Regions from separate parts of the Homo sapiens genome. Here regions 1, 2 and 3 are each linked to region 4. The links are chromatin loops, found by intact Hi-C in ENCODE. Cell type or tissue: heart left ventricle. All regions are shown on one strand. Each heading gives the region's core, and the rest is flanking DNA. Links, peaks and the distances in the headings are about the cores only. Region 1 holds the start of MIR5192 (microRNA 5192). Region 2 overlaps COMMD1 (copper metabolism domain containing 1). Region 3 overlaps COMMD1 (copper metabolism domain containing 1). Region 4 overlaps COMMD1 (copper metabolism domain containing 1).

Region 1 (8,632 bases), core at 2,199-7,198, 290 kb after region 4:
ATTCAAGATAAAGTAAAGGAAAATAAAACTAATTCCACCCTCTCTCACCACTATAACTACATTAACTTGATGTGGGTCCTTCTAAGTGCTCATTTCTTCTTTTGTACACTTCTAGAATGACCTTAGGAAAAACATACTTCCAATACTTTATGGAAATTTAAAACAAAATATGGGCCTGCTTAGAGATGTCTAGCAGAGAAGGCAAGAGTCTTCGTAGGCCTAAGTTCAAATCTGTCCACACTGTGGTCCCTACTTGTACCTTTGTTAGTGCTGAGCAGACAGTCCCCAGAGACTCCATCAGAGGGTCCCCTGGTCTCCAGATTACAGTAGCCAACACGGAAAACCTGCCCTGGAATACTTCTCCATTAAGACCTCAAGATGTTTGGTGAAGTGAGCAGTTTGTTCTCCGACCAAACACGCATTGATTGAGCACTTGGTGTGTGCCTAGCACTGTGCTTGGCTGTGCGTGATTGCTGCCTTCAGTGGGCAGTGTGGTGGAGACAGCCAGGAACTGGTAAGATTGCCTTGGTAGAGGTGTAAGCCAATTATGTGTTGGAGGCAGCCAAGAAAGGCTTCTTAAGGAAGTGGCCTTTGGGCTTGGTCTTGAAGGATGTGAATAACATTTCAGAGGCAGAGAAAGGAAGGTAGAAGTGCTCAAGGGATTGTAGGCTGAGAAAACAGGACACAACAGAAAGGCTCATAGAGGTCTTTTGGGGAAACAGCAGGTGATCCATTGGGTTTGGAGTGCATGGTGCTTAGAAAGGTGTAATAGGCCATGATGCAATCTCGGGGATCATGCAGAGATGTGGCAGTTAATAGTTATGGAGGTAGTGAGGAACCAGTGAAAGTTCTTGTGGTCAGGGGAGAGAGAGAGAGGGTGTGGGTGCTGACAAGTTATGGCCAGGCTTGCATTGAGGAAGATGGGCCTGAGCGTGAATGAGGCGAGCCTGACCCCGGGCAGGTCATTGCAGTCCCTGCGTTCTCTGCTTCCCATTTGCCCCCTACCAGTTTCTCTCAGAAAGAAGCTGGAGGGATCCTTTAAAAACTGAAATGACTTGAGGTTACTTTTCTACTCAGAATCCTCCAGTCAGAATCCCTGTCTTCTTCAGAGGAAAGCCAGAGTTCAAATGTCACCTACCAGGACTGGTGATCTGCCCTCCTCCTCCTACCTCCCTTCTCCCCCTCATTTCACTCCAGGCACAAGGCCCCCAGCTTTCCTGCCTCTGGCCTTTGTGGTGACTGCTCCCCCTGCCTGGAACTATCCTCACCTCTTCTCTGAGAGGAGGTTTTCTCTGATCACCCGGCATAAAGCAGCCTTTCCTTATCCCCTGTGCAGTGCTTCATATTTCATCTAAGTGTTTATCAACCTTACAGCAATCAACTCTGACTTGGTTCTTTGCTGCCTGTTTTCAACACTGCTTGGTTTAAGTAGGCGTTTGACATTTGTTGAGTTAGGCCACTTCATTAAAGTTAGTCTTAGTAGAGGGGAAACTGAGGGCTCAAACCAGGGCAGGGATAGTACAAGATTGAAATATGTATGTGTGTTGTTTGGAAGAGGTGGGTGAGAGAAAGACTCCTGGTGGGTGTAAAGGAATTTGGAAACCAACTAAGGGAGGTTAGGAGAAGGGCCATGACACAGGTATATTGGGGCATTTTTTAGCATACGGGATATGGGAGTCTGTAGTGATGTCTAGGGGACAAGAATAGGGGGTAAGGGAAGACCCAGCAATAGACTTGGGCCCAGAACTGTGGAGCAAGTCCATTTTGTGGGATGGGGCCAAGGAGCAAAGGCTGCCAACATGCAAGAGAACCCTGGGGGTTCCTGAGCTTGGGGTGGGGTAGACATGGTGGCCAGCAGTATTGGGTGCCCTAGAAAGTCAGGAGGGTGCAAGGACTGCGAAGATTCTAGAAGGTGAGGGGGATTGGGAGGGTCAAGGCAGGACAAATGGGCATGACAAGGAGCATGTGCCTGGTGCCTTTGGAGAGGGAGAGGCTGAAGATGGGGGAAACAGTGGAGATTGCTATTGGTGCAAGACCCCAGAAGCAGCAAGAGCTGTCACAGGGAGTGGAGATCCTGGGAGTTGGGGGTCAGGGACTGGCTGATGTAGAGAACTTGAAGTAGGTTTTGGTCCCAGAGCTGACATCAAATGTCTTTGTAGCTATGGCAACCCACTTAGCTCCTGTTTCCCACCTCCCTGCAGAATCGCATGAAACCTGCACAGCCAATTTCACATGTTTATTATTGGAATCCATTGAACTCATGAATATGAAAGTGTTAATGCTCTGGGAAGATATTTCTATGGACCATAAACTTGCTGCAGTTTATTTGTGCTTCAGAATTTTTTTTGAGACAGAATTTCCCTCTTGTTGCCCAGGCCGGAGCGCAATGGCATGACCTTGGCTCACTGCAACCTCTTTCTCCTGGGTTCAAGCAATTCTCCTGCCTCAGTCTCCTGAGTAGCTGGGATTACAGGCATGCACCACCATGCCTGGCTAATTTTGTATTTCTAGTAGAGACAGGGTTTCTCCGTGCTGGTCAGGCTGGTCTCGAACTCCCAACCTTAGGTGATCCACCTGCCTTGGCCTCCCAAAGTGCCTGGTAGAAATTTTTCTAATTGTTTATTTTCTTTGAGAAGCACTTAACATCCAACTGGTTCTCCAAAGTACTTCTTTTTTGAGTCTTGATCAGGGAATAACACAATTGTGGTGAGTTTTATGTGCATGTGTGTTTTTAACCCTCCAGGTCTGGCTCTAGATTGTTCACTGGGAAGCCGAATGATATTTTCAGATTCAAATATATTTGTCTAATAATGAAAGGGTCGAAGTGTTACAAATGCTATCCTTTCTAAATAGTCAACATTTGGAACTAGTGAGATATATTTTTACCTTTATTATTTTATGGTTGTCTTTGAAGCTTGTTTATAAGGAACTTTTATGTAACTTTATTCTTGAGATGCAGCCATTATATTTTTGTTCTTTTCCTTTACCACATAAGGAATTATTTCCTTCAAATGAACTTAAAATATCTCTCATGAATACTCCTATTTTTAACTGAATGTTTCTCTTTTTTAAAAAACTTTTATTCTTCAAAGTTCTGATGGATCGTCTTTTTTTAACTCTTTATAATGGAAATTTTCAAACAAGTGCAGATACAGAGAATGGTATCATGAAGCTTCAGGTAGCCACCAGCGGCTTCAGGGTGATGATTCTTTATTTTCATCTCTACCCCACTCACGACTAGGGGCCCATGGGCACCATCTAGAGAGGGAGAGAGAAGAAGGTCACAATGGACCACAGAGTGGGCAGCCATCAATTTAGAGATAGCGGAGGCTGGGGGAGAAGATTGGACGCCCCCAGGGAGAGTGACAGGCAGACCGGCGAGATTGGAAGCCCGTGGCACTGGGATTGCTGTGGTCCCTCGTCCCTCCACATATGTGATCACCTATGGTATATGAAGGGAACGTGCAGAGACTCGTTTAAAACTGAGGTGACTCAAATTGCTTGGTAAAAGAGGCCCAGTTTTTAAGCAGTTCAATAGTGCCCACATATTGAGCAAACATGTTCTCTTTTTACTGTGGCGACAAAAACTTTTCTTGGCGGGTGGCCGGAGAAAGCTATGTTACTATTGCACTTCTTTAAATACGGAAGCAAGTCTTGGTCGAAGGCCTGAATGATGCCTCCCCTTTTATAGAACATTTGGATAAAAGGCCAAAGTGTTACTTTTTTTTGAGGATACGTATTTTAAAATGTATATGGTTTATTTTGATACTTAAAAAGCAACAACTTGAAAACAACAGTCCTGAAACACTTGTCAGTAAGGTGTTAGGATTTAACCAGCCTTTGAGAAAGGGAGAAGAGGCGGGACAGGAATCCGAGATGGAGCAGGGAGCTGGTTTGCTTCTTTGCCGCCTTGCTCTGAAGTTGCCACCCAGGGTCACACATCACTAGAAGTGTTTTCCTCTGGGAGGAGGATGATGTCTGACTGTGGAGAAGAGGCAGCATCCCAGAGGGAGCCCAATTTAACTGGATGCTCAGTGTGAGAGGAGGAGCGCTGGCATTTAGTGGCTGTGTGCCGTGGGCGGGGCCTGCCAGCCCTTGGCTGTCATTTGCCACCTGAGGGACAGGCTGCTTAGTTCCAGCCTCCTGGCTCACCTGGAACCATTTCTCCTGGGAAGCATGGTAGCCAGGAGAGTGGATTCCAGGTGGTGAGGGCTTGGTACTCCTTTTGGGGGATCCTGAGTGCCAGGAGAAGAGGATGAAATCGATGGACTGGGGGAATCAAGGCTGTCCTCATGGAAGAGGAGACAGGATTTGAACCTGGGCCTTCAAGGATGGGGGTAAGGATGGAGAGAAGCAAGATAAGGGATGTTTTAAGCCAGGAGAAACCAGGCTGAGAAGAGGTATGGGTGGGGAGGATAGTAGTTGTTGTTAAGGGGTGCTGGTGTCTAGAGGCCTCCGGGATGGGGTTTTAGGGGTGGCCTGCCTGGATCAAGGATCAGCTTGGACGTGCTCAGCGAGGATGGGGATGCCCATTTCCCTCCATGCAGCTCTGGGCTGGGGGCGGCCCATCTGGGTTCTCAGTTCCTGCCCTCTCCCTCTACTTTTTCTGGGAACATCAGACAACTTTCTGATCCTGTGAACCAGTTTACTTCTCTGTGAAATGAAGACACCTCAGTCACCACTTGACTGTGTATCCAATTGCGCCCATGGCATATGGACAAGCCCTCACTCAGCTAATGGGTGGGCACTAGGTGTGCAGTGGTTAATTTGTTTTATTATAAGGAGTGTCCTTGATACCTTTATCTCATTTCTCTATTTTTTTTCCCTTCCCCAAAGTGTTAGACCATGCACTTTAATCCAACATTATTTTTATATGTTTTTTATTCTTGTAGAGACAGGATCTCTCTCTGTTGCCCAGGCTGGCCTCGAGTGATCCTCTCACTTCCACCTCCCAAAGCACTGGGATTACAGGTGTAAGCCACTGTGCCTGGCCTAGTACAACATTATTTAAAAATCTCTACACATGTCTACTCTGCAGAACTTTCTGCACTCTTTGTGCCTGCTTTTGGAAGAGCGAGTCAGGCAGTTCTCTCCAAGCTGCTACCCTACAAGACTCCAAATGGATAAGCCAAGGAGTCCTGCAGTCTGAGGTTGTAGTACCTCACTTTCTGGTGTCCCCTTCGCTGTAACCAAGAGCATATTCTCTTTTAAGAAAATGTGTCACTGGAAACCTTCATCCTAACTACCAAGAAATTGAGACTTCCCAAAGCAATTTATTAAATTACTTAAAATACAATGTCATTTGTATAATTGTGAACACTTATTGAAGTTACAGAAGGTTATTTTTAATATGCTATATGTAATCTCAAGTTGCAGCATGTTCAATGCTTTTTTGATTTTGAGGTTACATTTTTATTTTGGAAGGAAGACAAATGTAAACGTTTATCTTGCAGGGAAATGTTGGGGATGCTCTCAAACTCTACAGTTTTGTTTTTTTTTTTAAGACAGGGTCTCACTCTGTCGCTCAGGTTGGAGTGCCGTGGCACGATCTGGGTACACCGCAACCTCTGCTTCCTGGGTTCAAGCGATTCTTCTGTCTCAGCCTCACGAGTAGTTGGGACAACACACATGCTACAGGCCACCATGCCCAGCTAATTTTTGTATTTTTTGCAGAGACGGGGTTTCATCATTTGGTTAGACTTACGGTTCTTGAGGGACAAGAATTGCCAAGTATAATTTAATAGAATTGGAAAGGCAGTGGTTGTTTTGAAAGAGTTTGTCTGTAGAGTACCTGATGGAAGTGAGGTACATCCGTGGTCCCCAGCCTTTTTAGCACTGGGGACTGGTTTTGTGAAAGACAGTTTTCCACGGACTCCAGGGTGGGAGGATATGCGAGATGGTTTCGGGATGAAACTGTCTCACCCTAGATCATCAGGCGTCAGATTCTCGTAAGGAGCATGCAACCTAGATCCTTGCATGCGCAGTTCACAAAGGGTTCGCCCTCCTGTGAGAATCTAATGTCAAGCTGATCTGACAGGAGGCAGAGCTCAGGCAGTAATGCTTGCAGGCCTGCCCACCACTGCTCACCACCAGCTGTGTGGCCCCGTTCCTAACAGACCATGGACCGCTAGGGGTCCATGGCCTGGGGTTTGGGGACCCCTGCCATAGATTATTCTTGCCTGGGAAAATAATGGATTGAATTTGATTGCCTGAGTGCTTAATATTAAAGTGCTTGTTTTAAAATTTGAAATTTCTGCTTCTCTGTGTGTGGCCAGTTATCACACCAGTGGAACTAAGTGGTGGGGAATGGTGTACTTTTGAAAGTCGATCTTATGAGTTTGAGAGGGGTCATCTTTAAATTTTGTAAATTGGTCATTAGTTGAATTCTTGTACATTTTACTATGTAAAATGACAGTAATCACTTTTTCGTACCTATGTGAAAATAGTCTCCTTGTTTGTATGTGTCTGTAGACATGAGGAGCCCACATAACAGACAACAGATTCCTCCTTCCTTCCCCCCTTCCTTTCCCCCTTCCTTCCCCCCCAATCTCTACACCAAGACTGCCAAGACTGGGCTGATGGCCTACTTATTTCCAGAAGCACTTGTACAAGGTCACTTGGATAACAGTTTATATAATGGGATTCTGTTTCTAGTCCAGTAAATGTAATTTATGCTTGTGCGTTTCTATTAATTTTTAATTGCCTTCTTTCTCACCTCCCCCATCCCTGAGGCCTGTGTTTGTTTATAGATTTATTTAATTGTATTTGTTTCCTGAGTCATGTTTTTAGGTGATGTACTGCCTTGAGATGACACCACGTAATTGTGTCTTGAGGAGTGAGGCCTAGAGGGGAAAGCTCGGGAATTGGTAGATGCTTAGGATACTTATGGAGAAGAGGGCCAGGACTGGCACAGAGCCAGGGACCAGAGGGAGGGATGCTGGGGAGGGGGGTGTGTGTGAAATTATCCAAGAATGGTTTGCTAGAACAGTGTTTAAAATGTTTGATCAAAATGGTCAAAGAATACAAAATGTCCTTAGATTAGGTCCTGGTTCCTTTACTGTCCCTCCCCTTCTTGTTCTCATATTGATTGTGTGTTGAGTGGTAGGCACTAGAGATGCAGAAGTGAATATGGCCCATTCTGCCCAGGAGTCCTTGGTGTGTCAGACCTGTTATCACACCGTGTGCTAAGTCAGATAAATGTGGGTGAGGTGGTGGTAACAGCAAGGGGGAAGAAATACAAGCAGCCCAACCTGGGTGGGGGCAGTGGGGTGGGAGGAAGAGGTGACACATTGGCGCTTTTTTGGTTGTTGTTGTTGCAGTCTCACTCTTGCCCAGGCTGGGTCGGAGTGCAGTGGTACATTTCAGCTCACTGCAGCCTCTGCCTCCCGGGTTCAAGCGCCTCAGCCTTCCTAGTAGCTGGGATTACAGACATGAGCCACCATACCCGGCTAATTTCGGGCCATTGGCTCTTCTGTTTTTATGTTGATAGCCCAGAATGGAAGCTATAGACTGTGAGAAAAAGACTTTGTTACTAATGATAATTTTGACTACTGGACTGGACTCCCCAGTCCCCTGGGACACGTGGTAGTAATCCTGGTTCTCTTCCCCAGGGCAGCCTTGGGCAAGGCTCTGTCTCCCTGTGCCTTGGTCTCCTCTGCTGTAAAAGAGATATTAGAGTGGATGGTCTGTAAGGCCCTGGGAAAGAAATTCTTGGAGCTTCTTTCTGGTAATGAAATTGGGTCACAATCTATGTATGAATTCATGTGCATGTTGTTGAAAAACAAGTAAAAGAATGAGGTAAGCCAGGCGTGGTGGCACACTTGTAGTCCCAGCTACAAGCTGGTGGCTGAGGTGAGAGGATCACTTGAGCCCAGGAATTCAAGACCAGATGGGGCAACACAGAACACAGGCCAGACCCTTTACCCGCCCCCACGCCGTCACCCCCCACACACACCAAGAGTGAGATGGTACAGTTGGTGGGTAACGCTGGTTCTTTGATCCCTTTCCTTCACAGGAGAGCTGGGGTCTGGACCAGCCCTGTGCCACTGTCCCAACCCTGTGGCAGGTTGTAAAGTTGTGCTGATCTCCCTTCACTGCAGGCTGTGATGTTGGAGGGAAGGAAAAGCAGATTTTCTCCACCTGTAGCCAGCTCTGACAGGTGTTTAAGACGAGGCTAGTTTAAGCCCCAGCAGTCTCTCATCCTTTCGTATGAATAATCAAAACTGAGTCATCACAAAACATATCTGCAGGGGATTCTGCCTATGGTGCGGAAGTGTTACCAGACCAGGACCCCTGGATACGTTAAACCATTGGGTGATTCCCGACTGGCCATTTTGTTGTCTACATTATTACTTTCTCATATCAATTTGGAAAGAAAAAAAAATTCGATTCCCCCTGCCTTTCCTTGGAATGGTTTACATCTTCCTGGATGGGTATCCACAAATGCAATAATTTTGGTACCTTAATTTTTTAGAACTACAACTTTATTTGGGGATTCTCAATCCTCCTCGAGCAACGGTATTGTGTGGTAGAAAGTATAAGAGCTTAGACCCAAGGTTGGGACCAGAGTCCAAACACTGACTCCACTGGGATTAGCTCTGTGACCTCAAACTAATTGCCTCACATTTTTTAG
Region 2 (5,000 bases), core at 1-5,000, 77 kb after region 4:
GGGATAGAGATATTAGGGCATTTTTGGAAGAGAAAGGGGCACTTACCTTACTAGGAGAGGAGGAGTATTGGGGAAGCCATACTTGAACTGAGTCTTGAATGGTGAATAGAAATTAATCTGTTGAAGGTGATGATAAGACATTTCAGAACATTTAGAATAGCACGAACAGAGACACATAGAAGAAGCATCATATTGGGATTGCTAGTTGGGGAATTACAAACAGGTTAGTGCTGTTTGAGTGTCAAGTGCGGGAGGCAGGAAGTTGTAAGACACTAAAAGATAAGCAGGGCCTGTTGTGTTGAGTTTGAACTTCATGCTCAGTGATTCTCAAACATATCCAGCCCAGTGTTTCTTTTTTTGTAGTAAATATTTTCTAATGCTCCTTTATGATCCTTAAAAGGAATTCTTATAATTCACATATAATAAAATTAAAACATAATTTCTAATATGATGTCATAAATGTAGTACAAAGGAAAAGTATAAGAAATCTAAACATGATTTGAAATATATATTTTAAAATATAAATGCTTAAGCATTATATCATTAGAACACATAATGAATTAATCAGATGCTTGTACCTATACATGGTATTACTGTGAATGCACAGCAACAAATGCAGGTATATAAAATGTGTTGTATTGGTAGGTAAGATATTTTAAATGGTATTGTCACTGGTAATGAGATTTTTCAAAATACTTAACATCCTATTTGTAAAGTTCTGACCAAGTCAAAGTACAAGTTGTATTAATTGCATTCCTGGAAAACTTGGTGTTTATTAAAACCGTGAAAAAATACTTTTTTATGTAAAACAAAATACTTAATTTTTAGGCTGAAGTAATTATAAACAGGTTTTTCCACACAATGTCAGATGGGACATTGCAAAGTCATGTGAGACACAGGTCTTTTTGTCCTGTGGGATGTTCTTGGTCAGGGGTCTGCAAACATCAGCCCACAGGTGGTCACACTGCCTGTATTTATATAGCCCATGAGCTAAAAATGGTTTTTACATTTTTAAAGAGTTGTACGAAAAAGGGAAGAATATGCAGCAGAGGGTTACAACTTTTACAGAAAACTTGCCAACTCCCGTTTCTTGGGTATTGAAGGATGCCGAACATCCCTAGCTCATGCTCACTTAATGCGAACAGCACTCCCTCCAATCACTGTGAAACCAAATGTAGCCTCCACCATTTCTCAGGTGCCTTTGGGAGGGCAATACTACCTGGTTGAGAACCACTGTTTTGGTTTATCAGTTTTCAAATTTTTATTCCTCTGCGACACATTTAACAGATAGTAATACATGCATAATATAGTTCTATGCAGAGTTCCTGTGTTTTTAATTTTCTTTTTTTCTTCCATTCAAGTAAACAATTAAAATGAGGGAGGTAATTGTTTAATATAAGGATACTTTGAAAACCCTCTGATTTATACTTATAAAAATCTTTACAAACATTAATACTTGTACTACTACTACTGCTAACTATATTATGTACAACTTACCTTATACCTCATAGGAGAGTGCTTCACACCATCCTGCCTGACCACCACTGAAGCAAGTAATAGTCAGCCATGGGATAACTTTAAACAAGCAAGTGCCAGCATCCTATATTTATATTATAGATAGATCACTTTGATAGTGGTATAGAAGATAGACTTGAGGGAGTCCACACTTAGTTTAGGTTCAAGATAGTGAGGGCTTCTACCAGCTAGTAGGGACAGATCAGAGGGGACATATTATTAGAGAATTATTTCAGATGTAACAATCAGTAGAACTTGACAACTGAAAGTTACAGGCATTTGTTTTTCTTTTTCTTTTCGAACTCATTTTACTGCCAGAGGCATTTGTTTTTAACACTTTGTTGCCTGCCAGAATCACTTTGGAAGCTTTTTAACAATACCAGTGCCTAGGCTTTACTCCATAATTCCTGGAAATCAGAATTTCTGGGATAATAGCTGGGCGCTGATATTTTAAAATTGTACTTCAGGATTCTAATGTGCAGCCAGTGTTGAAAACCACTGATTCAAGATGTGGAAGAGAGAGAAGAATAAAGGATGAGTACCAGGCTGTCAGCCTAGGCTGCCAGTAGATGGAAGTAGTGTGCTGTGAACAGTATCTGTTTTATGGTAGCTATTCAAATATTTCTTAAGTGAAAATTGATGACTTTGAACCTAAACCAAAATCAATTTCTCATTTAATTTTTGATTGTTCTAAATTTGGATGAATTGACCCTAGTTCAAGATATTATTGACTGGAACCCAACCAAAATAACTTTTGTCACAGATGAAATTATATCAGAATGGATATCTCTTGATATTATTTGAGAAGAAGAATGATACAAATTACCTGAGTTGTGACATAATATTGTGAAGCAAGGTGTCAGTGGAAATAATTTGACTTAATTATAGTATATTATACAAAATAATTCCTTCCTTCCTTCCTTCCTTCTTTCCTTCTTTCTTTCTTTCTTGGCGGAGTCTCGCTCTGTCACCCAGGCTGAAGTGCAGTGGCGCAATCTTGGCTCACTGCAACCTTCGCCTCCCGGGTTCAAGCGATTCTCCTGCATCGGCCTCTCGAGTAGGTGGGATTACAGGCACCTGCCACCACCCCCGGCTAATTTTTGTATTGTTAGTGGAGATGGGATTTCTCCATGTTGGTCAGTCTGGTCATGAACTCCTGACCTCAGATGACCTGCCCACCTCAGCCTCCCAAAGTGCTGGATTACAGGTGTGAGCCACCACGCCCAGCCTGTATTTGTATTGATTGGCATAGCCAGAGGTTTGGGGTCCTGCTATCTGGTAAATAGGCAGATATTCAGTAAATGTTTATTGAATTGTAATGTGAAATATCTTTAATGTACCAGAAAGTTGTAATATTTACCATATAATTTTTTATATTAATGAAGAAATGAAAGACAGCTTGTTTTTCTTTCAGCTCCAGTCTCACTTGCTCTGCCTGTGTTCTACTTGGTGTTGTTACCTTTACATTCTTCTGTTCCCACTGCCACCACCCTCTTTTAGTCAAGACTCTTGGTTCCAAATGATAGGAATACAGCTTAAATTGAATAGTTGATGGAATTTTGGGTTGTCTGTAGGAAGGATGCTGAGATAGCATTATAGAATTGCAGGAAGGCCTGCAGGAACTAGGGTCTTGGGAACTATAAAACAGGGATATCACCCCATTAAAATCCACTCTCACTTCATTCTATTTTCTTGCAGACATGCTTTTGCCAAAAGGTCCAAGAAAATGCTGTCTGTAACTCCAGCCTCATGTCCTTCTTATACTATGACCCAAAAAGACAAGATCATTTCTCCTGCCCTAAATTGGGACCAGTCAGTGCGCCCAGAGAAAGGAGGATATTGTGATCTGTCTGGTTTGGAGCTTATGCCAGTCCCCATGGCCACTAGCAGATAGGGGCATAGCAAAGAAGAGGCAAGGGGAGGCTTACCCTGGGGACTAAGTTATTAACTGCTGCTGTCCTCTCCTAGGCTCCATTGCCCTAGCCCTCTGAAAATTTTTCACTTCAGTCCAACTACTTACTGTTATCAGATTCAGCTTAAAATTTTTTTTTCATTAAAAACATTTTTAAAAGAGAGACAGGGTTTTGCTGTGTTTTCCAGGCTGGTCATTGTCAACCTCCAGGGCTTGAACAATACTCCTGCCTCAGCCTCTGGAGTAGCTGGGACTGCAGGCGTGTGACACCACACTGGCCAGATTCAGCGTTCTAAACCACACGTTGCATCATGATTTCCCAGTTACCTAGCCTTTAGTGGCCCCTCATTACGTATATATAACAATGTCTAAACTTGATGTACTTTAATCTGGCTCCAGACTGCCTTCTCAATCTTATCTCTCAGTTTTTCTATTCACTGTTAAACTGAGCTAGTTGGCCTTCTAAGTTCTGAGAACACTTACATATTCCTCACTCAGTCATCTAAACTTTAAGTAAAAAATTTGTGGTAATACTCTTCAAATCATTGTTTGATGTCTCAGGATCTCTGAAGGCCAGCAACTGAAGCATTGTAGCTACTCATTAGGGACTGGCATCTCTGTATCATTGTTGACAGAATGTACCAGTTTACATTTTTTTCAGTGGTAGTGATACCGAGTCTACTTCTCTGTGTAGTCACTTGTGACAGCTAATCAGAGGGAAACCTGGCTTAACTGTTGAGGCTTTGGCCCTGCACTTATCTCATGGTGCTTTCAGAAAAATCAGTTGACTGCTTGAAGCTTCAGTTTCCTTTTCTGTAAGTTGAGAGTGAAGAGCACTATAATACTATCATCTACCTCATTGCCTTTGAAAATTGATTATGAGGGTCAAGTGCAGTAATACAGACATACCTCGGAAATACCTTGGGTTTGGTTCCAGGTGGCCACAATAAAGTGAATAATGCAATTAAGCGAGTCACATGAATTTTTTTGTTTCCTAGTGCATTAAAGTTGTGTTTATACTATACCATACCATATCATACTACACTATATTAAGTGTGTAAGAACACTGTGTCTTTAAAAGCAGTATACATACTTTAATTAAGGGATACTTTATTACTATTCAAGAGGCTGAAGTCAGAGGATTACTTGAGCCCAGGAGTTTGAGGCTGCAGTGAGCTATGGTTGTGCTCCTGCACTCCAGCCTGAGTAACAGAGACCCCATCTCCCAAAAAAAACCTAAAAACTTTATTGCTAAAAAATGCTAATGATTACCTGAGCCTTCATCTAGTCATATTCTTTTTGCTGGTGGAGGGTCTTGCCTTGATGTCTTGTTTTTGTTTTCTAAATGTGTGTGTGTGTGTGTGTGTGTGTGTGTGTGTGTGTGTGTGTCAGAAGTGGGATTTGAATTGCCTTGATGTCAGTGGCTGCTTACTGATCAGAGTGGTGATTGCTGAAAGTTGGGGTGGCTGTGGCAATTTCTTAAATAACACAACAATGAGATTGTTGCATCCGTGGACTCTCCCTTTCATGAAAGATTTCTCTGTAGCATGTGATGCTGTTTGATAGCATTTTA
Region 3 (5,000 bases), core at 1-5,000, 70 kb after region 4:
ACTTTTTTTTTTGGTCTCTTTTGTAGTTTTTATCTTGAAATCCATTTTATCTGATATAAGTATAGCTACTCCTGCTCCTTTTGGTTTCTATTTGCCTGGAATATCTTTTCCTATTCCTTTATTTTTAGTCTATGTGTGTCTTTTTTTTTTTTTTTTTAATTTTTTTTGAGACGGAGTCTCGCTCTGTCGCCCAGGCTGGAGTGCGGTGGCACGATCTCGGCTCACTGCAAGCTCCGCCTCCCAGGTTAATGCCATTCTCCTGCCTCAGCCTCCCGAGTAGCTGGGACTACAGGCGCCCACCACCACGCCTGGCTAATTTTTTGTATTTTTAGTAGAGACGGGGTTTCACCGTGTTAGCCAGGATGGTCTCGATCTCCTGACCTGGTGATCCGCCCGCCTTGGCCTCCCAAAGTGCTGGGATTACAGGCATGAGCCACCGCACCCGGCCCTATGTGTGTCTTTATAGGTGAAGTGTGTTTCTTTTAGGCTACAGATCATTGGATCTTGTTTTTTTATCCATTCAGCCACTCTGTGTCTTTTGATTGGAGAGTTTGGTTCATTTACATTCAATGTTATTATTGATAAGTAAGGACTTACTCCTGCCACTTTGTTATTTGTTTTCTGGTTGTTTTGTGGTCTTCTCTCCCTTCTTTTCTTCCTCCTTGTCTTCTTTTTAGTGCATGTGATTTTATTTGGTGGTATGTTTTAATATCTTTTTATTTTTTCTGTATCCTTTATATCACAGTTTTTAGATTTGAGGTTACCATGAGCTTGCAAATAATATATCCCATTATTTTAAACTGATGACAACTTAACATTGGTAGCATACATAAACAAACAAGCAAAAAGAAAACTAGTAAAAACTCTAACTTTGTCTCCCTGCTTTTTAACTGTTTTTTGTTTCTATTTTATATTTTATTGTACTATGTCTTGAAATGTCATTGTAGTTATTGTTTTTGATCAGTTCATCTTTTAGTCTTTCTACTCACAATATGAGTAGTTCACACACCCCAATACAGTATTAGAATATTCTGTGTTTTTTCATATATCTACTATTACCAGTGAATTTTTTACCTTCAGATGATTTCTTATTGCTCATTAACATCCTTTCCTCTCAGACTGAAGAATTCCCTTTAGCATTTCTTGTAGGACAGGTCTGGTGTTGATGAAATCCCACAGCTTTTGATTGGGAAAATCTATTTCCTCTTCATGTTTGATGGATATTTTCTCCAGATTACTATTCTGGTATAAAGTTTTTTTTTTTTTCCTTCAGCACTTTAAATATGTCATGCCAATCTCACCTGGCATGAGATTATAAGGGTTCCACTGAAAAGCCTGCTGCCAGATGAATTGGAGCTCCATTGCATGTTATTTGTTTCTTTTCTCTTGCTACTTTTAGGATCCTTTCTTTATTCTTGACTTTCAGGAGTGTAATTATTAAATGCCTTGAGACAGTCTTCTTTGCATTAAATCTGTTTGATGTTCTGTAACCTTCTTGTTCTTGAATAATGATGTCTTTCTCTAGGTTGGGGATGTTCTGTGCTGTTATCCCTTTGAATAAACTTTCTACACCTGTGTCTCTGTTTACCTTATCTTTAAGGCCAATAACTCTTAGAGAAGCCCTTTTGAGGCTGTTTTCTAAATAATCTCGTAGGCATCATTCTTTTTTTTTTTTTTTTTTTTTGGAGTCAGAGTCTTGCTCTGCTGCCCAGGCTGGAGTGCAGTGGCATGATCTCAGCTTGCTGCAACCTCTGCCTCCTGGGTTCAAGGAATTCTCATGCTTCAGCCTCCCAAATAGCTGGGACTGCAGGCAAGCGCCACCATGCCTGGCTAATTTTTGTATTTTTATTAGAGACCAGGTTTTGCCATGTTGCCCAGGCTGGTCTTGAACTCCAGAGCTCAGGCAATCTGCCTGCCTTGGCCTCCCAAAGTGCTAGGATTACAGGTATGAGCCCCTGTGCCCAGCCTCTTTTTCTTTTTTGTTTCCTTTGACTGTGTGTTTTCAAATAGCCTGTCTTCAAGCTCACTAATTCTTTCTTTTGCTTGATCAAGTCTGCTTTTAAGATACTCTGATCCATTCTTCATTATGTCAATTGCATTTTTCAGCTCCAGAATTTCCTTTTGCTTCTTCTTAATTATTTCCATTTTGTTGTTAAATTCATCTGAAAGATTCTGAATTCCTTCTCTATGTTCTCTTGAATTTCTTCAAGTTTTCCCAAAACAGCTATTTTGAATTTTCTGTCTGAAGGATCACATATCTCTGCCTTTCTTTGATTGTTCCCCGGAGCTTTATTTAGTTCATTTTGGGAGCTCACGTTTTCCTGGATGGTCTCGATGCTTGTGGATTCTCGTTAGTGTCTAGGCATTAAAGAATTAGATGCTTATTATAGTCTTCACCATCTAGTACATCTTGTTTTTACTCATCCTCTTTGGGAAGGCTTTCCAGGTATTTGAAAGGATGGGGGTGTTGTGATCTAAGTTGTATCTGCATTAAAGGGCACCCCAAGTCCAACATCATTGAAGTTCTTGCAGACTTGTAGAGGTACCACCTTGGTGGTCTTGGATAAGATCTGGAAGAATTCTTTCTATTGCCAGGCAGAGACTCTTGTTCTCTTCCCTTTTTCCCAAATAAACAGAGTCACTTTCTCTGTGCTGGACTACCTGGAGCTGAGGGACGGGTGACACAAGGACCCCTGTGGCCACTACCACTGGCACTGTGCTGGATCAGACCTGAAGTCAGCATGGTACTGGGTCTTGCCCAAGGCCCACTGTAACCACTACCTGGCTACCGCTCAAGGCCTAGGACTCTACAATCAGCAGATGGTGAAGCCAGTCAGGCTTGTGACCTTCCATTCAGGGGATTGAGTTCTCCTGAGCCCTAGTAGTTTTAGAGATGCTGTCTGGGAGCCAGGGCCTGGTTTGTAAACCTTAGGAATCTACCTGGTCCTCTGTTCTGCTGTAGCTAAGCTGGCACCGAAACCACAAGACAAAGTCTTTCCCACTCTTTCCTCCCCTTCTCCCAGGCAGGAGAGCCTCTGCCTGTATCTGCCACCATCAAAGGCCCATAGGAAGTATTGCCAATGTTCACTTAAGTCCTAAGGGCTTTTCAGTCAGCTTGTGGTGAATGCTTCCAAATCTGCAACTCACCCTTCCTGGCATTGGGCTCCTTTCTGGGCCAGGATAGGTCCAAAAATGTCATCTAAGAGCCAAGGCCTGAAATTGAGGCTCCAGAGTCTGTTTGGTGCTCTTCCCCACTGTGGTAGAGCTGGTACCTAAGCTGGAAGATAAAGTCCCCTTTATTTTTCCTTCTACTTTTTTCAAGCAGGAGTCTCTCCCCATAACCACATAGGTAGGAATGTGGTAGGTCACACCTGAAGCCAGCATGTTTCATAGTCTCACTCAAGGCCCACAGCATGTTCTACCTGGTTACCACTGCTGATTATTCAGGGCTGAAAGGCCCTTTAGTCAGGAGGTGATGAATCCCGCCAGCAGTGGATCCTTCCCTTCATAGCAACTGGTTCCCATCTGGCCCAGGGTTTGTCTAGAAATGTTGTCCAGGAGCTAGGGCCTGGAATGGGGGCCTCATGACTCTCCTTGGTGCACTGTCTTACTTTGGCTGAGCTGGTGTCCAAGTTGCATAACAAAGTCTTCTCTACTGTTTTCTCTCCTCTCAAGTTGAAGGAAGGAGTCTCTTTTGGAGCTGTGAGCTGTGCTGCCTGGGGTTGGTGGAGGGGTGATGCAGGCACTCCCTTAGCTACCCCAGCTGGTGACTCACTATGTCATGTGTCCCCTGAGTCCGCTGGCTCTGATCCTAGCACAGCTTTTAGACTTTCCTGTAAGTTTCAGTCCTTGTGGCCTAGAGTGCCTTTTGTTTATTGAGGACCCCACAGCTCTTTAGCTTTCTGTGGTGAGGCTTGCCGAACTCAAGTTCTGGCTTCTGAGATGAGCAATCCCACTTTGGCTAGAGCTGATCTAAATGTTCCCTCTGTGGACATTGGCTGAGTTCTGCCTGGTGTTGGCAGCACCAAGTTCCAATGTAAAGTCCCACAATTGCTGCACTCTCCCTCTCCCAAACACACAGATTCTCTCTACTTGGCTGCTGCTAGCGGATGGGGGAAGGGTGGTGTCGGAAATTAAAGGGCCTTTCCTACCCACTTCAGTTTGTTTTTCTGCAGTATGAAGTTAAAACCAGGTATTGTGATCACTCACCTGATTTTTGGTTCTTGTGAAAGTGCTTTTTTATGTAGGTGTCATATTTGGTGTTCTGACAGGGAGGAAGATTGGTAGAGGCTTCTGTTTGGCCATCTTGCTCTGCCTCCCAGGGCCTAGATGGTAATTTGTTAAACAATGGATGAACCAAAATTGGCACATGATTACTATCCAAAGTCTGTAATTTATCTTAGGGTTCACGCTTGATATTGTAACTTCTATGGGTTTTGACGTGTATAATGACATGCATCTGGCATATAGTATCATGCAGATTGGTTTCAATGTCCAAAAATCTCTGGGATCCACCTATTAATCCCTCCATTCCCTCGCCCCCAAACCCTGGCAAATATTGATTTTTTTTTTTTTTTTTGAGACAGAGTTTCACTCGGTCGCCCAGGCTGGAGTGCAGTTGCACAATCTGGGCTCACTGCAACCTCCACCTCCTGGGTTCAAGCAATTCTGCCTCAGCCTCCCAAGTAGCTGGGATTACAGGCATGTGCCACCATGCCTGGCTAATTTTTTGTGTGTTTTTTTAATAGAGTTGGGTTTCACCATGTTGGCCAGCAGGTCTCGAAACTCCCAACCTCAAGTGATCCGCCCACGTCGGCCTCCCAAAGTGCTGGGATTACAGGAGTGAGCCACCACACCCAGGCAACTATTGATCTTTTCACTGTATTCCATAGTTTTGCTTTCCCTTCAACATGTGTTTGTAGAGCGCCTACTGTGTTCCAGTTTTGCAGACCTTGGGGATTAAATATTAAGTAAGAAGCAGTGGCCTTTGGAGCAAGATA
Region 4 (5,000 bases), core at 1-5,000:
ATTCCTGGCCTCAAGTGATCCACCCACCTGGGCCTCATGTTTGGGATTACAGGCATGAGCCACTGTACCTGGCCAAATTCCTTTCTTTTCTTTCCTTTTTTTTTTTTTTTGAGATGGACTTTTGCTCTTGTTGCCTATGCTGGAGTGCAATGGCATGATCTCGGCTCACTGCAACCTCTGCCCCACCAGGTTCAAGCAATTCTCTTACTTCATCCACCCAAGTAGCTGGGATTACAGGTGTGCACCACCATGTCTGGCTAATTTTTGTATTTTTAGTAGAGATGGGGTTTCGTCATGTTGGTCAGGTTGGTCTCCAACTCCTGAGCTCAAGTGAACCGCCTGCCTTGGCCCCACTAAGTGCTAGGATTACATGCGTGAGCCACTGCACCCAGCCCGGATTATTTTATCTCTTTTTTTCTATTCTCTTTCTTGCACTCTGATTTTTCAAATGTTAGACCTCCTAGACTGATTATTCTAATTTTCTCTTATTTTCTACCCCATTTTTCATGTGTTTTTTTCCCACTTTTTGATTGACTTCCTTAACTTTATCTTCTAGCCTTCAAACACATTTAAAAATTGATTAAAAATTTCTTAAGAGACATAGTCTCACTCTGTCACCCAGGCTGGAGTGCAGTGGCATGATCATGTCTCACTTGCAGCCTTGACCTCTTGGGCTCCAATGATCCTCCCACCTCAGCCTTTTGAGTAGCTGAAACTGTAAATGCTCACCACCATGCCTGCCTAATTTTTTTATTTTTATCTTTTTTTAGAGACAGAATCTCCCCATATCGTCCAGGGTGGTCTCAAATTCCTGGGCTTAAGCAACCCTCTCTCTTTAGCCTCCCAATTGCTGGGATTACAGGTATGAGCCACCACGCTTGGCCTTTTATAGCCTTTATTTAACTTATTTATTTTATTTAGTTTTTTTGATTATTAAAAATAAAATAGAGATGGGGTCTTATGTTGTCCAGGCTGGTTTTCAACTCCTGGGCTCAAGTGATCCTCCTGCCTCAGCCTCCTAAAGTGCTGGGATTACAGGCATGAGCCACTGCGCCCAGCCTATTTATTTATTTATTTGAGACAAGGTCTCACTATGTTGCCCAGGCTGGAGTGCAGTGGTGTGCACATGGTTTACTGCAGTCTTGACCTGTCGGGCTCAAGTGATTCTCCCACCTGAACCTCGATCTACAGGTGTGTGGCACCACTCCTGGCTAAATTTTTTGTATTTCTTTGTAGAGATGGGTTTCACCATGTTGCCCAGGCCGGTCTCAAACTCCTGGACTCAAGTGATCTTCCTGCCTTGGCATCCCAAAGTGCTGGGATTACAAGCCTGAACCACCACACCTGGTCTCTTCTGGCCTTTTAATTGAATTTTTCATTTAATCATGTTTTAAATTTCCAAGAGTTATCTTCTCTTAAGAACAATATACTACTATGTTTAGCCAACAGCCTTTTCTTTCTTTCAGACACAAGGTGGAGTATACTGTACATAACTTTCTGCATTTTGCTTTTTAAATTTTATTTATTAAAGATGAGGTCAAGCTCTGTTGACCAGGCTGGAGTGCAATGGCGTGATCATAGCTCACTGCAGCCTTGACTTCTGGGGCTCAAGCGATCTTCCTACTTCAGCCCCCTGAGTGGCTGGGACTACAGGTGTGTGCCAACATGCCCGGCTAATTTAAAAAAAAAATTTTTTTTAGCGACAGGGTCTCCCTATGTTGTCCAGGCTGGTTTTGAACTCCTGGGCTCAAGTGATCTATCCACCTCGGCCTCCCAAAGTGCTGGGATTACAGGCATAAGCCACCATGTCTGACCTGTATTTAGCTTTTTAAAAATTTAATCGTCTCAACTGTGATTTTAAAATGCAGTATTTGGAATGTAGTATTAGGAATTTAGTCCATTTGTACCCAGCACTCGAAGTTCTTTTTAGAGGATTTTGACAAACATTTTATTGCTAAGACATTTTGGGGTATGATGTAAATTGTGAAGAAGTTAAATGCCTTCATTTAACCTCTTTATATTTTAAATATTCCAGTAGTTTGGTGTTTTGCATATTGTAGTATTATTTTAAAAGCATAATTTGATCCTGCTTGCTAAATACCTGGGAAATTTTTATGGAAAGCAATTGCAGTAAAAACAGAAGCTTAGAAGTGCATTTGGGGCCGGACACAAAGGCTCATGCCTGTAATCCCAGCACTTTTGGAGGCCGAGGTGGGTGGATCACTTGAGGTCAGGAGTTTGAGACCAGCCTGGCCAACATGATGAAACCCCGTCTCTGCTAAGACTACAAAAAAAATTAGCCGGGTATGGTAGCGTGCACCTGTAATCCCAGTTACTGGGGAGGCTGAGGCAGGAGAATCGCTTGAACCCGGGAGGCGGAGGTTGCAGTGAGCCGAGATTGTGCCACTGTACTCCAGCCTGGGAGACAGAGCCAGACTCCAGTTTAAAAAAAAAAAAAAAGTGCATTTGGTATCAAGTTTACAAAATGGCTGAAGTTTACTATGCGTTAGTGATGAGTTTTTTAAAATCAAAGAATGGCATTATTAATGAATGGTATTAATATTATCATGTATTACCTTTTTGATATTTTAGAGTGAATTTAAGAAGAAACTTCGCTCATACTTTTTTTTTTTTGAGACGGAGTCTCGCTGTGTCTCCCAGGTTGGACTGCAGTGCCGTGATCTCGGCTCACTGCAAGCTCTGCCTCCCTGGTTCACGCTATTCTTCCGCCTCAGCCTCCGGAGTAGCTGGGACTACAGGCTCCCACCATCACGCCCGGCTAATTTTGTTTTTGCATTTTTAGTAGAGACGGGGTTTCACCGTGTTAGCCAGGATGGTCTTGATTTCCACTCCTCGTGATCCGCCCGCCTTGGCTTCCCAAAGTGCTGGGATTACAGGCGTGAGCCACTGCGCCCGGCCTCGCTTACACATTTTGGATAACATATGTTAATAAGAAGTTAACTTGAGTATAAAATAATGGATGTAGAATATATAGTCTTAAAGTGTTTATATTAGGAAACAGAAGAGACTGGTAACTTTTGACTTCTTAGGTCATACTTTTAGGTTTCATTTGTATTCTGTCTACATCCTTAACTATAAGCAGTAATTCTGTTTTTCTACTGTAGGTGGCAGTGGAATATTGGCTTGCCAATGCACTGATAAAGTATGCTAGAAGCAACATCATGTTGAAATGTTCTTTCTCTGGAATGTTTCTAGTTCAGAAAATGCTCAAAAGTTGGCTACTCAACAATAAAAATTTATTATCCAAAAAGATGTCTAAATATTTGACTTGATATTTTTAATTTAGAAATACCATTTTCTGGAAAATTTAAAGTTCTATAAATATATTCCTTTTAGTTCTCTAGTTTTTAAGCGACTAAGTTTTGCTAATTTCACTGAACATTTTTGAGACTTTAGATGGTAATACATGAGACATATTATTCATTCTCTGAAGAATAGACAAATGACTGATGTTACTTTTTTATAACACTGGACGTCATATGATAAAGCAGCAATTGCAGATTACCCACCTGGGATTTGTAGAGTATTTTAATAGACTCAGGTGACCTGTAATGAGGCCAAATGTCCTGTAAATCTTTTTTCTTAGTTTAGGGCAAAACCCATTCAATTAATCTATTTTTGGTTTTCCTTTTCTCAAAGCAGCTATTCTGGGCCTGGAAACTTGACTTGGGTTAAAGGAGTGGCTGGGTAAGGAGATTTTAAAGGAAATGTTTATCTTTGATTTACCTATTAAATACATACTAAACCCCTAATATGCTGAACCTTGCTCTATACACAAGGTAAATGTCACTGTCCCTATCTTATATATGATAAATGCCATGAGAAAGGTATAAATGATGCAGTCTGGTGGAGTGGATCCTTAAACTGCAGAAATATGAAAAAAAATCATGATTTTTTTGTCTTAATAAAACACCCACATTTTTAGCTCTATCTTAATGTAGAATGCAGTTTTTATAAATTTGGACTTCTGTTATGTGGTTCATCTTTGACAAAAATTTATGTTTCAAGTAAATGTTTAAAACAATAATTTTAGAAATTTGGAGATGGTTTCTGTTACCTGTGCTTTATTTGTAAGATTAACTTTTTTTTTTCTTTTGAGATGGAGTTTTGCTCTTGTTGCCCAGGCTGGAGTGCAATGGTGTGATCTCGGCTCACCGAAGACTCTGCCTCTCAGGTTTAAGCGATTCTCCTGCCTCAGCCTCCCGTGTAGCTGGGATTACAGGCATGCGCCACCATGCCCAGCTAATTTTGGATTTTTAGTAGAGACAGGGTTTCTCCATGTTGCTTCAGGCTGGTCTCGAACTCCCAAGCTCAGGTGATGTGCCCGCCTCGGCCTCCCAAAGTGCTGGGATTACAGGCGGGAGCCACCGTGCCTGGGCTCGGCCTCTTTTTTTTGTTTTTGAGGCAGCGTCTTGTTCAGTCTCCCAGACTGGAGTGCAGTGGTGCCATCGCAGCTCACTGCAGCCTCTGCCGCCCGGGCTCAAGCGATCCTCCCACCTCAGCCTCTCAAGTAGCTGAGACTACAGGCATGCACTACTACACCTAACTAATTTTTGTATTTTTTTTTTTTGTAGAGACAGGGTTTTGCCATGTCGATCAGGCTTCATCGCGTTTTTTTTTTTTTTTCATTGAGTAGAGAACCAGTTTTTATCTATTCACAGACAGGTTGATTTGACAAGTTTTATATAGTTTAATTTGGCTCAGCTTTGTCTTTACAAATAGATTGTGAGGTAGGAACTGGTGCCCTGAGTTTTGCTTCTTTTAAATGCCTTTATAACAGAGAATTGTTTTGCTTTAAAGCTGCATAGCACATAACTAAATAAATTTGAATATTTTCCTCCCTAAGTTGTATACCTCTACTATTGTCTCGTCTTTTACAGCTTCTCCAATAGTTCTTTAAAGGTCTAGTACAGACTGGGTGCAATGACGCATGCCTATAATCCCAGCACTTTGGGAGGCTGAGGTGGGAGGATTGCTTG

The links. Hi-C counts contacts between places; a loop is a spot of excess contacts. Peaks named below come from ENCODE experiments on the same cell type or tissue, not always from the same donor. Only the 100,000 strongest peaks of a DNase experiment are listed, where the experiment ranks them.
Region 1: a loop joins it to region 4, with 3 times the contacts of the local background. A loop is called at or near these places in 46 of 110 quality-filtered maps.
Region 2: a loop joins it to region 4, with 4 times the contacts of the local background. A loop is called at or near these places in 30 of 110 quality-filtered maps.
Region 3: it touches region 4 in a loop (3-fold over the local background); 32 of 110 quality-filtered maps call a loop at or near these places.

Annotation. Positions count from the first base shown.
Region 1 is chr2:62,201,697-62,210,328 of GRCh38, forward strand. The region is part of intron 1 of B3GNT2 (UDP-GlcNAc:betaGal beta-1,3-N-acetylglucosaminyltransferase 2); the gene reads left to right. MIR5192 (microRNA 5192) reads left to right here and starts at 4,130; the gene lies at 4,130-4,221. RefSeq lists enhancers at 419-919, 920-1,420. In heart left ventricle, for the core only: no CTCF peak of the experiment used is centred there; a DNase peak (open chromatin) is centred at 4,525; H3K27ac peaks cover 1,914 bases.
Region 2 is chr2:61,991,542-61,996,541 of GRCh38, forward strand. All of the region lies in intron 1 of COMMD1 (copper metabolism domain containing 1), which reads left to right. Among named protein-coding and RNA genes, the nearest start is that of COMMD1, 88 kb to the left of the region's middle. In heart left ventricle, for the core only: a CTCF peak has its summit at 2,082 (motif pointing right); no DNase peak of the experiment used is centred there; H3K27ac peaks cover 254 bases.
Region 3 is chr2:61,984,902-61,989,901 of GRCh38, forward strand. All of the region lies in intron 1 of COMMD1 (copper metabolism domain containing 1), which reads left to right. Among named protein-coding and RNA genes, the nearest start is that of COMMD1, 82 kb to the left of the region's middle. In heart left ventricle, for the core only: no CTCF peak of the experiment used is centred there; no DNase peak of the experiment used is centred there.
Region 4 is chr2:61,914,912-61,919,911 of GRCh38, forward strand. The region is part of intron 1 of COMMD1 (copper metabolism domain containing 1); the gene reads left to right. Among named protein-coding and RNA genes, the nearest start is that of COMMD1, 12 kb to the left of the region's middle. RefSeq lists an enhancer at 2,242-2,742. In heart left ventricle, for the core only: a CTCF peak has its summit at 3,125 (motif pointing right); no DNase peak of the experiment used is centred there; H3K27ac peaks cover 772 bases.